Regions from separate parts of the Homo sapiens genome. Here regions 2 and 3 are each linked to region 1. A link is a contact called in ENCODE Hi-C data. All regions are on one chromosome and are shown on one strand. The core of a region is the stretch at or near the end of the contact, and the rest is flanking DNA. Distances in the headings are between cores, read along the strand shown.

Region 1 (3,253 bases), core at 482-2,981:
GGCTGAGGTGGGAGGATCGCTTGAGCCAGGAGATCAAGGCTGCACTCAGCTAAGATCGCAGCCTGGGTGACGGAGCAAAACCCTGTCTCATACGAACAAAAAGAGTTATTTAGGCCGGGCGTGGTAGCTCACGCCTGTAATCCCAGCACTTTGGGAGGCCGAGGCGGGTGGATCACTTGAGGTCAGGAGTTCGAGACCATCCTGGCTAATACGGTGAAACCCTGTCTCTACCAAAAATACAAAAATTAGCCAGGCGTGGTGGCGGGCGCCTGTAATCCCAGCTACTCGGGAGGCTGAGGCAGGAGGATCCCTTGAACCCGGGAGGCGGAGGTTACAGTGAGCTGAGATCTTGCCATCGCACTCCAGCCTGGGCGACAGAGCGAGACTCCAACTCAAAAAAAAAATAAAACTAAAAAAAGAGTTATTTTTTTTTTTTTTGAGACAAAGTCTGGCTCTGTCGCCCAGGCTGGAGTGCAATGGTGTGATCTCAGCTCACTGCAACCTCCACCTCCTGGGTTCAAGCAATTCTCCCGCCACAGCCTCCCGAGTAGCTGGGACTACAGGCACACGCTACTATGCCCGGCTAATTTTTCTATTTTTAGTAGAGATGGTGGGGGCGGTTTCACTATGCTGGCCAGGCTGGTCTCGAACTCCTGACTTCGTGATCTGCCCGCTTCAGCCTCCCAAAGTGCCGGGATTACAGACTTGAGCCACCGCGCCCGGCCAAGGGTTACTTATTGAGTCTGGCTCGATTTATGCAGCTCAGAAGTAGGAGAACCTGGCTCATAAAAGACCTTGAAATTACTCTCTAACAGGGTGCAACACCAGGTGAAACCCTATTTTGATAAAAAATGAATAAAAAGCGGGGCAAGATGTAAAGGAAACAGGTGCATGTGTGCCAGACAGATGATAATGCAGTGTTTTTATGGATACTGTTAAAAGCAGAAACAAAAACGACCATTGGGTAAAGTTATTTAACTAATGTCACCTCCCTGGACGTGGATGATTTTTGCAATTTTCAACGCACTTCACGCTCATCCCTGAACACCAACGTTTAAAGGGGTCCAACTCCTCCAACCTGTCTCTACTGTTTGATAAGCAAAGCTAAAGTAAACGGGGCCCTTTGGGTCCCAGGTAGCCCGCTGTTATTGAAAAGTTTGATCTTTTCCTCGCGCGCTCCCGTAGGACGCACGCTCGCTCCCGAGCTCGGCGGGCGCGCACCCCGCATGCTCGCTCGTTCCCGGTGCCTCCCACTGCGCAGGCGCACTCCCGTCCTCCAGCCCCACCCGCTCACACACCTCCCAGCCTCTGGCTTGCGCCCCGCGGGCAGCCATTGCGCACGCTCACCCGACCGGCCTCCCGAACTCCGCTCCTCCACCGCTATGCACGGCGCATGCTCCATGCGGAGGTTCCACCCTCTCCTCGCTCTGGCAGGCACGCATTGCGCATGCTCGCATTTCCGCAGCTCTAGGACTGCCACGCCGCCATGGGCCGCGCCTCTAAAAATCCTAAACGCAGAAAGAGCTCGGGCGGTACGGCCGCCACAGCCCCTCCCTCGTCCTCACCGCAGCCGCTCGGCCCCACCAAAGCCTCCTGCAAAAGCTCCGAGGGCCGCGGGGCGCGCGTGGCTAGCGGCGGCGTCGCCTCGTGATGACATCGTCGCGATGACGCGACGCAGTGACGTGAACGCGGGCGCCCTTGTTTGGGAGCGCGGCCGGCGCGCCCGTTTTGAAGCTGCCCTGAGCAGCGCGGGCCGGACCGCGCCCCCTCCTCGGTCCCCGCGCCCCGCGAGTCCGCGCAGTTCCCGAGGCGCGGGCCCTGTTCCCTGCGCCGCGCCCCCTCAGCGGGCCGTGCTCGCATCACCGAGGTCGGTCCGGGGCGGACCGAAGCCCCCGGGGCGGGGCGGGGCGCGGGCGTCCGGGGGCGCCGCGGGCCCAGCCCCCGCCATGCCGCCCGGCAAAGTGCTGCAGCCGGTCCTGAAGATGAAGGTGGACGAGCTGTTCCTGTACTGGCTCAGCGAGGCCAGCACGCAGCGGATGCTGCAGGACTGCCTGCGCCGGATCAAGGCGCCCGGGCGGGACCAGCCGACCCCGGGGGACGGGGAGCAGCCCGGGGCCTGGCCCACAGCCCCGCTCGCCGCCCCCCGGCCCAGCGGGCTCGAACCCCCGGGAACCCCCGGGCCGGGCCCTGCGCTGCCCCTGGGCGCCGCCTCCAGCCCCAGGAACGCGCCCCACGTTCGAGGCACCCGTAGATCCGCAGGGACGAGAGTAGTAAGTTACTCTTCCTTCTGCTAACAACTGCGCAGGTGGCTCTGGTCGCATAGTGGGCGTGTGGCTGCGCGATGGAGGCTGGTGGGCGAGCGTCAGACCCCAAAACGGTTTCATATTGAGTCTGTTCCCCGCCCCGACCCCCCCCACCACACACATACAGACAAGAAAGTCCCACGTACTGAACATTCCGTCATTGACAGTTGTTAACCTAAAAATCACACAATTTATAAAGGTAGAAAGGCTTCCTATTTTATTTTATTTTATTATTTTAATTTGTTTTAATTTTGAGACAGAGTTTTGCTCTGTTGCCCAGGCTGGAGTACGATGGCGCGATCTTGGCTCACTGCAACCTCTGCCTCCCAGGTTCAAGCGATTCTCCTGCCTCAGGCTCCCGAGGAGCTGGGACTTACAGGCACGTGCCACCACGCCTGGCTGATGTTGTATTTTTAGTAGAGACTGGGTTTCCCCCATGTGGGCCAGGCTGGTCTCGAACTCCTGACCTCAAGTGATCCTCCCGCCTTGGCCTCCCAAAGTGCTGGGATTTCAGACGTGAGTCACTGCGCCTGGTCCGTTTTTTATTTATTTTACAATTCTTTGGAGACAGGGTCTTGCTCTGTCTCCTAGGCTGGAGTGCAGTGGCGCAAACACAGTTGGACTTCCTGCCTCAGCCTCCCCAGTAGCTGGGATTACAGGCGTGCACCATCACGCCAGGCTAATTTTTGTTTATTTATTTATTTATTTATTTTTGCAGAGACGAGGTCTTGCTATGTTACCTAGAGTGCTCTGGAATTCCTGGGTCCAAGCAATCCTCCCGCTTCGGCCTCCCAAAATCCCACTGTATTTCTTAGAAGAAACGCCATTTATTTCATAGAAGGTGATTATACACCGCAGGTGAGAAGCGCAGCCTCTGGCTAATGTACCTGTAATCTCAGCTACCCGGGAGGCTGAGGCAGGAGAATCACTGGAACCCAGGAGGCAGAGGC
Region 2 (3,253 bases), core at 213-2,712, 2.2 Mb before region 1:
AGTGTCAAAATTTCCCTATGAACCAGGAAGTGCTACAATTATCCATATGAACCAGAAAGTGTTACAATGTCCCTGCAAACTAGGAAGTTCTACAATTATCTGAATGAACCAGGAAGTGTTGTAATGTACCTGTGAACCAGGAAGTGCTACTATTATCCATATGAACCAGGAAGTGCTACAATTATCGATATGAACCAGAAAGCGTGGCAATATCCCTATGAACCAGGAAGTGCTACAATTATCTGGATGAACCAGGAAGTGTGGCAATGTCCCTATGAACCAGGAAGTGCTACTATTATCCACATGGACCGGGAAGTGTGGCAATGTCACTATGAACCAGAAAGTGTCACAATTTCCCTATGAACCAGGAAGTGCTACAATTCTCCACATGAACCAGAAAGTGTTACAATGTCCCTGCAAATTAGGAAGTTCTACAATTATCTGAATGAACCAGGAAGTGTTGTAATGTCCCTGTGAACCAGGAAGTGCTATTTTCCATATGAACCAGGAAGTGCTACAATTATCCATATGACCCAGAAAGTGTGGCAATATCCCTATGAACCAGGAAGTGCTACAATTATCTGGATGAACCAGGAAGTGTGGCAATGTCCCTATGAACCAGGAAGTGCTATTATCCACACGGACCAGGAAGTGTGGCAATGTCACTATGAACCAGAAAGTGTCACAATTTCCCTATGAACCAGGAAGTGCTACAATTATCCATATGAACCAGAAAGTGTTACAATGTCCCTGCAAACTAGGAAGTTCTACAATTATCTGAATGAACCAGGAAGTGTTGTAATGTACCTGTGAACCAGGAAGTGCTACTATTATCCTTATGAACCAGGAAGTGTGGCACTATCCCTATGAACCAGGAAGTGCTACAATTATCTGGATGAACCAGGAAGTGTGGCAATGTCCCTATGAACCAGGAAGTGCTACTATTATCCACATGGACCAGGAAGTGTGGCAATGTCACTATGAACCAGGAAGTGTGGCAATATCACTATGAACCAGAAAGTGTCACAATTTACCGATGAACCAGGAAGTGCTACAATTATCTGGATGAACCAGGAAGTGTGGCAATGTCCCTACGAACCAGGAAGTGCTATTATCCACACGGACCGGGAAGTGTGGCAATGTCACTATAAACCAGAAAGTGTCACAATTTCCCTATGAACCAGGAAGTGCTACAATTATCCATATGAACCAGAAAGTGTTACAATGTCCCTGCAAACTAGGAAGTTTTACAATTATCTGAATGAACCAGGAAGTGTTGTAATGTACCTGTGAACCAGGAAGTGCTACTATTATCCATATGAACCAGGAAGTGCTACAATTATCCATATGAACCAGAAAGTGTGGCAATATCCCTATGAACCAGGAAGTGCTACAATTATCTGGATGAACCAGGAAGTGTGGTAAGGTCCCTACGAACCAGGAAGTGCTACTATTATCCACATGGACCAGGAAGTGTGGCAATGTCACTATGAACCAGAAAGTGTCACAATTTCCCTATGAACCAGGAAGTGCTACAATTATCCAGATGAACCAGGAAGTGTGGCAATGTCCCTATGAACCAGGAAGTGCTACAATTATCCCTATGAACCAGACGGTTCCAAATGTCTTTATGAACCAGGAAGTTCTACAATTATCCATATGAACCAGAAAGTGTGGCAGTGTCACTATGAACCAGGAAGTGTCACAATGATCCTAAAAACTAAGAAGTGCTACAATTATCCATATGAACCAGGAAGTATTGCAATGTCCCTGCAAACCAGGAAGTGCTACAATTATCCGTATGAACCAGGAAGTGCTACAATTATCCGTATGTATGAACCCGGAAATGTTACTATGTCCCTATGAACCAGGAAGTGCTATTATCCATATGAACCAGAAAGTGTTACAATGTCCCTGCAAACCAGGAAGTTATACAATTATCAGAATGAACCAGGAAGTGTTGCAATGTCTCTGTGAAACAGGAAGTGTTGCAATGTCCATGTGAACCAGGAATTGCTACTATTATCTATATGAACCAGGAAGTACTAGAGTTATTCGTATGAACCAGAAAGTATTACAATGTCCCTATGAAACAGGAAGTGCTACAATTATCCCTATGAACCAGGAAGTGTTGCAATGTCCCTGGGAATCAGGAAGTGCTAACAATTATGTGTATGAACCAAAAAGCGTTGCAATGTCCCTGTGAACCAGGAAATGCTACAATTACCCATAAGAACCAGGAAGTGTCACAATGTCCCTGTGAACCAGGAAGTGCTACTATTATCCATTTGAACCAGGAAATGTAACAATGTGAGCCAGAAAGTTTTACAATGTCCCTATGAATCAGAAAGCATTACAATCTCCAGATAAACCAGGAAGTGTTATAATGTCCCTCTAAACTAGAAAGTGCTGCAACCTTCCAATGACCCAGGAAGTTCATTTATCATGTCTAGGAAGCAGGAAGTGCTACAACCTCCCCAGTGACCCAGGAAGTTCTCTTACCATCCCCAGGAAACAGGAAGTGCTACAAACTTCGCTAGTGACCCAGGAAGTTTATTTAACATCTCCAGGAAGTTCATTGACCATCTCTAGGAAGCAGGAAGTGCTACAACCTCCCCAGTGACCCAGGATGTTCACTGACCATCTCTAGGAAAGCAGGAAGTGCTACAACCTCCTCAGTGACCCAGGACGTTTATTTACCATCTCCAGGAAGCAGGAAGTACTACAACCTTCCCAGTGACTCAGGAAGTTCATTGACCATCTCTGGGCAGCAGGAAGTGCTACAACCTCCCATGTGACACAGAAAGTTTATTTACCATCTCCAGGAAGCAGGAAGTGCTACAACTTTCCCAGTGACCCAGGGAGTTCATTTACCATGTCTAGAAAGCAGGAAGTGCTACAACCTTCCAGTTGATGGGGTACAGGACACCCCACCCTGAATAAGAATGTAGATCATTACGTGACACTCTGAAATATGCCACCTTGGCATACTGATTGCCTTGAGCAGAAATAAATCAAGAACCAGCCAAAGCACAACCCACGGTCTCTTGACTTCATCACAGTGCTCTTGTCTGACATTTCTTATTGACTTTAAAAATGTCCTGTCTGTGACATTTCTTAGGTCCAACAGGAAACCCCAAGCCAGGTAGCGGGAGCCAGGCCAGCCCCTGGATGTCAGCGGCTGCCTGCTTCTCTCACCATGCACTGAATCTTGCAAATTTGCTGTGACCTCACGTACAGGGGGGAAAAGCTG
Region 3 (3,253 bases), core at 497-2,996, 2.1 Mb before region 1:
GGTTGTGGTGGGGTGAAGGTCTGAGTGTCTGGGTGGGGGGTTCCATGAAGAATTCCAGTAGGAGTCTGCTGGGGGGTCCATGTGGGATTTCAGCCTTGGCCCTGGTAAGGGTCTGGGTGGGGGTTCTGTGCTGGTCTGGGGTTCCCTGAGGGAGCCCAGGTAACTCTGTGGTTGTCTGGGGTTCCCAACCAAGGTCTGAGTAGGGGTCTGCTGTCCCAGTAGGGATCAGGGTGGGGAGGGGGCTCGTGGTCCCTGAAGTAGTCTGGAGTTCTCTGCAGGGGCCGGGAAGGGGGTCTGTGATCCCTGCAGGGTTGTTGGGGGCAGGGAAGTGGAGGGGTAGGTTTGGTGGGTGGTGTCTGTGGCCTGGCAGGAATTGGGGTGGGGTCTGTGGTCTCAGTAGGAACTGGGGTGTGGGGTCCGTGCTTGGGGCAGGTTCTGTGGTGTCAGCAGGAACTGGGGTGTGGGGTCCGTGCTTGGGGCAGGTTCTGTGGTGTCAGTACGAATTAGGGTGTGGGGTCCATGGTCCTTACAGCTGTTCAGAGTCCTCTGTGGGAGTCCTGGTCCATAATCCTGGCATGGCTCTGGGTGGTTGTCTGGGGTTCCCTATGGGGTCCAAGTCCTTGTGGTCCCTGCTGAGGTCTGCGTGGGGTTACATGATTCTGGCTAAGATGGGGAGGGTGGTTCCCGTGGTGGTCCTGGTCCCCTGCAGGGTCTGGGTAGGGGATCTGTGATCCCATGGTGGGGGTCCTGGCTGGGGCTTGAATGGGGTTCCATGGTCTTGGCTGGAGTGTGGGGTCTTGGAGAGGCAGTCCAGCTGGGGTCTGTAGTCCTGGGGGGCGTCCTGGCAGGGGTCTGTGGTCTTGTGGGGTGCTGGCTGGGGCCTGTGGTCCGGGGGGTGGTTGTGATGGAGGTGGAGGTCCTAGAAGGGGGCCCCAGTAGGGGTCTGTGATCCTGGAGAGGGGTCCTGGTGGTGGGGGTCCCAGTGGAGGTCTGTGGTCCTGGGGGGCCCTGGGAGGATCTGTGGTACTGGGGAGTCCTGGTGGAGGTCTGTAGTCCTGGTGGGGTTCTTGGTGGGGTGTCTGGGCGTGCCCCAGTGGGGGGGCCTGTGGTCTTGGGGGTCCCAGCAGGGGTCTGGGGTCCTGGGGGGTGTTCTTGGGAGGAGTCTATGGATCTGACTTGGGTGCTGGCTGGGGTCTGTAGTCCTGGGGGCGTCCTGGCTGGGGCTGTTGGTCTTGTGGTGGTGGGGATCCCTGCTGGGGTCTGCAGTCCTGCCGGGAGGGGGAAGGGTCCCTGCTGGGGTCTGTGGTCCTGGAGGAGGTGTGGAGGGTCCCTGCTGGGGTCTGTGGTCCTGGGGGGGATTCCTGGCTGGGGTCTGTGGTCCTGGCTGGGGGTGTGTGTGGGGGGTCCCTGCTGGGGTCTGTGGTCCTGAAGGGGGGGTCCTGACTGGGGTCAGTGGTCCTGGGGGCGTCCTGGCTGGGGTCTGTGGTCCTGGGGGGGGGGGTCCTGGCTGAAGTCTATGGTCCTTGCAGGGGGGGGTTCCTGGCTGGAGTCTGTGGTCCTGGGGGGGGTGTCCTGGCTGGGGTCGGTTGTCCGCTCGGGGTCCCCAGTCCTGCAGGCGGTGCGGGATCCCAGAGGGCCCGGGCGGGGTCTGGGGTTGGGGGTTCCCCGCAGGCCGGGGCGGTTCGGGGCGGGCAGGGGGCGGTCCGGGGCGCGCGCGTTTCCGCCGTCCGTCCGGGCGGGCGGGCGCAGAGTCCCGCGGGCGGCGCGGAAGCGGCGGCGGCGCGGCCGGGGCAGCCATGTCGCCATTGTCTGCGGCGCGGGCGGCCCTGCGGGTCTACGCGGTAGGCGCCGCGGTGATCCTGGCGCAGCTGCTGCGGCGCTGCCGCGGGGGCTTCCTGGAGCCAGGTCAGCGGGGCGGGGCAGGGGTCAGGGCTCCGGGGACCCGGGTGGGCGCGGGCTGGCTCGGGGGCGGGGGCGCGGGGGCTCCGCGTGACCTTGGCGAGGCGGTGGCGCTCCCGGAAGTGGGGCTGGGCGGGGGTCGAGGTGTGGCCGGGGGTGGGGGGGGGGCGGCGTGCGCGCTGGGACCTCCCCGCCCCGCGCTTTCCGTCCCCGCCGGCTCTTCTGCGCGCCTGGCCCGGCCCGACCCGGCCCGACCCTTCCCTCCCCGCGCGTGTGGCCTCCCCGCCTGTCCCGGGTCGGGCTCCAACCAAGCAGCCCCCGTGCAGCCGCCCCCCCGCGCACCCTGACACCTCCGGGCCATGGCCGGGGACCCGGGGGCTCGCACGCCCCGCGCCCAAGACATCAGGCGGCTCTGCCTGCCGCCTGCGGTCGGCCAGTGACCGCGCGCCCCCGCCAGGCCCCGGAGGGGAGGAGCGGGCGTCCCAGGGACCTCGACCCCTACCCACCCCAGGGTAAGTGAGGATGGGCCCTTCTCCGGAGGACGTCTCCAGAGGGGGCCCAGAGGCGGCTTCTCGGGCACTGGGGAGCCACGGAGGTCTGGTGGGGAGGGCAGGCCCGTTAAGTGGCAACTTTGTTTCCTTGGCCTTTGTAAACATCTCTGAGTCACAGATCTCCAACTTTGCAGGACTCGTTCACTGTCTGAACTCATCAGTGATGACCGCCACTGTGTTTTGTGTATGCAGATAACTTCTGTTCCTAGATTTGCAGGTTCAGAATTTATTATTATTATTATTTTTTGTAATAGGAAGTAGAGATGAAGTCTTGCTCTGTTGCCGAGGCTACTCTCGAACTCCTGGGCTCAAGCAGTCCTCCTGCCTCAGCCTCCCAAAGTGCTGGCATTACAGGCACCAGCTACTGCATCCGACTAATGTTTTAAAGTTTTGTAGACGGGGTCTTGCTATGTTGCTCAGGCTGGTCTCGAACTCCTGGGCTCAAGCGATCTTCCTTCCTTTGCCTCCCAAACTGTTGGGATTACAGGTGTGAGCCACCACACCTGTCTAATGTTTTAATTTTTTTGTGTAGCAATAGGGTCTTGCTACGTTGCCCAGGCTGGTCTGAAACTCATGGGCCGAAGCAATCCTCCTACCTGGGTCCCCCAAAGTGCTGGGTTTACAGGCGTGAGCCACCACGCCTGGCTAATGTTTTAAATTTTTTGTAGAGATGGCATCTCACCATGTTGCCCAGGCTGGTCTTGAACCCCTGGCCTGCAGCAATCCTCCAGTCTGGGCCTCCCAAACTGCTGGGATTACAGACAGAGCGCCACTGTGCCCAGCCCATATTCTCAATTTAAACC

The links. A loop is a pair of places that touch in the nucleus more often than their neighbours do. Pooled maps may share reads with other maps.
Region 2: a loop to region 1 is called in a pooled map, with 35 times the contacts of the local background. The contact joins the enhancer-like site here to the promoter of PPP2R3B in region 1. A Hi-C loop is called at or near these places in 2 of 37 single-sample maps with no recorded cell type and 7 of 50 pooled maps.
Region 3: a map of ascending aorta shows a loop between it and region 1 (8-fold over the local background). The contact joins the promoter of DHRSX here to the promoter of PPP2R3B in region 1. A Hi-C loop is called at or near these places in 2 of 168 maps with a recorded cell type or tissue (ascending aorta and naive thymus-derived CD4-positive, alpha-beta T cell), 1 of 37 single-sample maps with no recorded cell type and 9 of 50 pooled maps.

The regions. Positions count from the first base shown.
Region 1 is chrX:385,385-388,637 of GRCh38, reverse strand. It overlaps PPP2R3B (protein phosphatase 2 regulatory subunit B''beta), which reads left to right and starts at 1,731. Exons shown (of 13, transcript NM_013239.5): 1 at 1,731-2,270. The coding sequence starts at 1,947.
Region 2 is chrX:2,628,365-2,631,617 of GRCh38, reverse strand. It overlaps the pseudogene CD99P1. Among named protein-coding and RNA genes, the nearest start is that of LINC00102, 15 kb to the right of the region's middle. Within about 2 kb of position 1,462, at least 11 of the 41 ENCODE cell types and tissues checked have a DNase peak (open chromatin) inside an H3K27ac peak, as active enhancers do.
Region 3 is chrX:2,499,469-2,502,721 of GRCh38, reverse strand. DHRSX (dehydrogenase/reductase X-linked) reads left to right here and starts at 1,746. Exons shown (of 7, transcript NM_145177.3): 1 at 1,746-1,905. The coding sequence starts at 1,797. ZBED1 (zinc finger BED-type containing 1) reads left to right here and starts at 1,746. Exons shown (of 2, transcript NM_001171136.2): 1 at 1,746-1,905.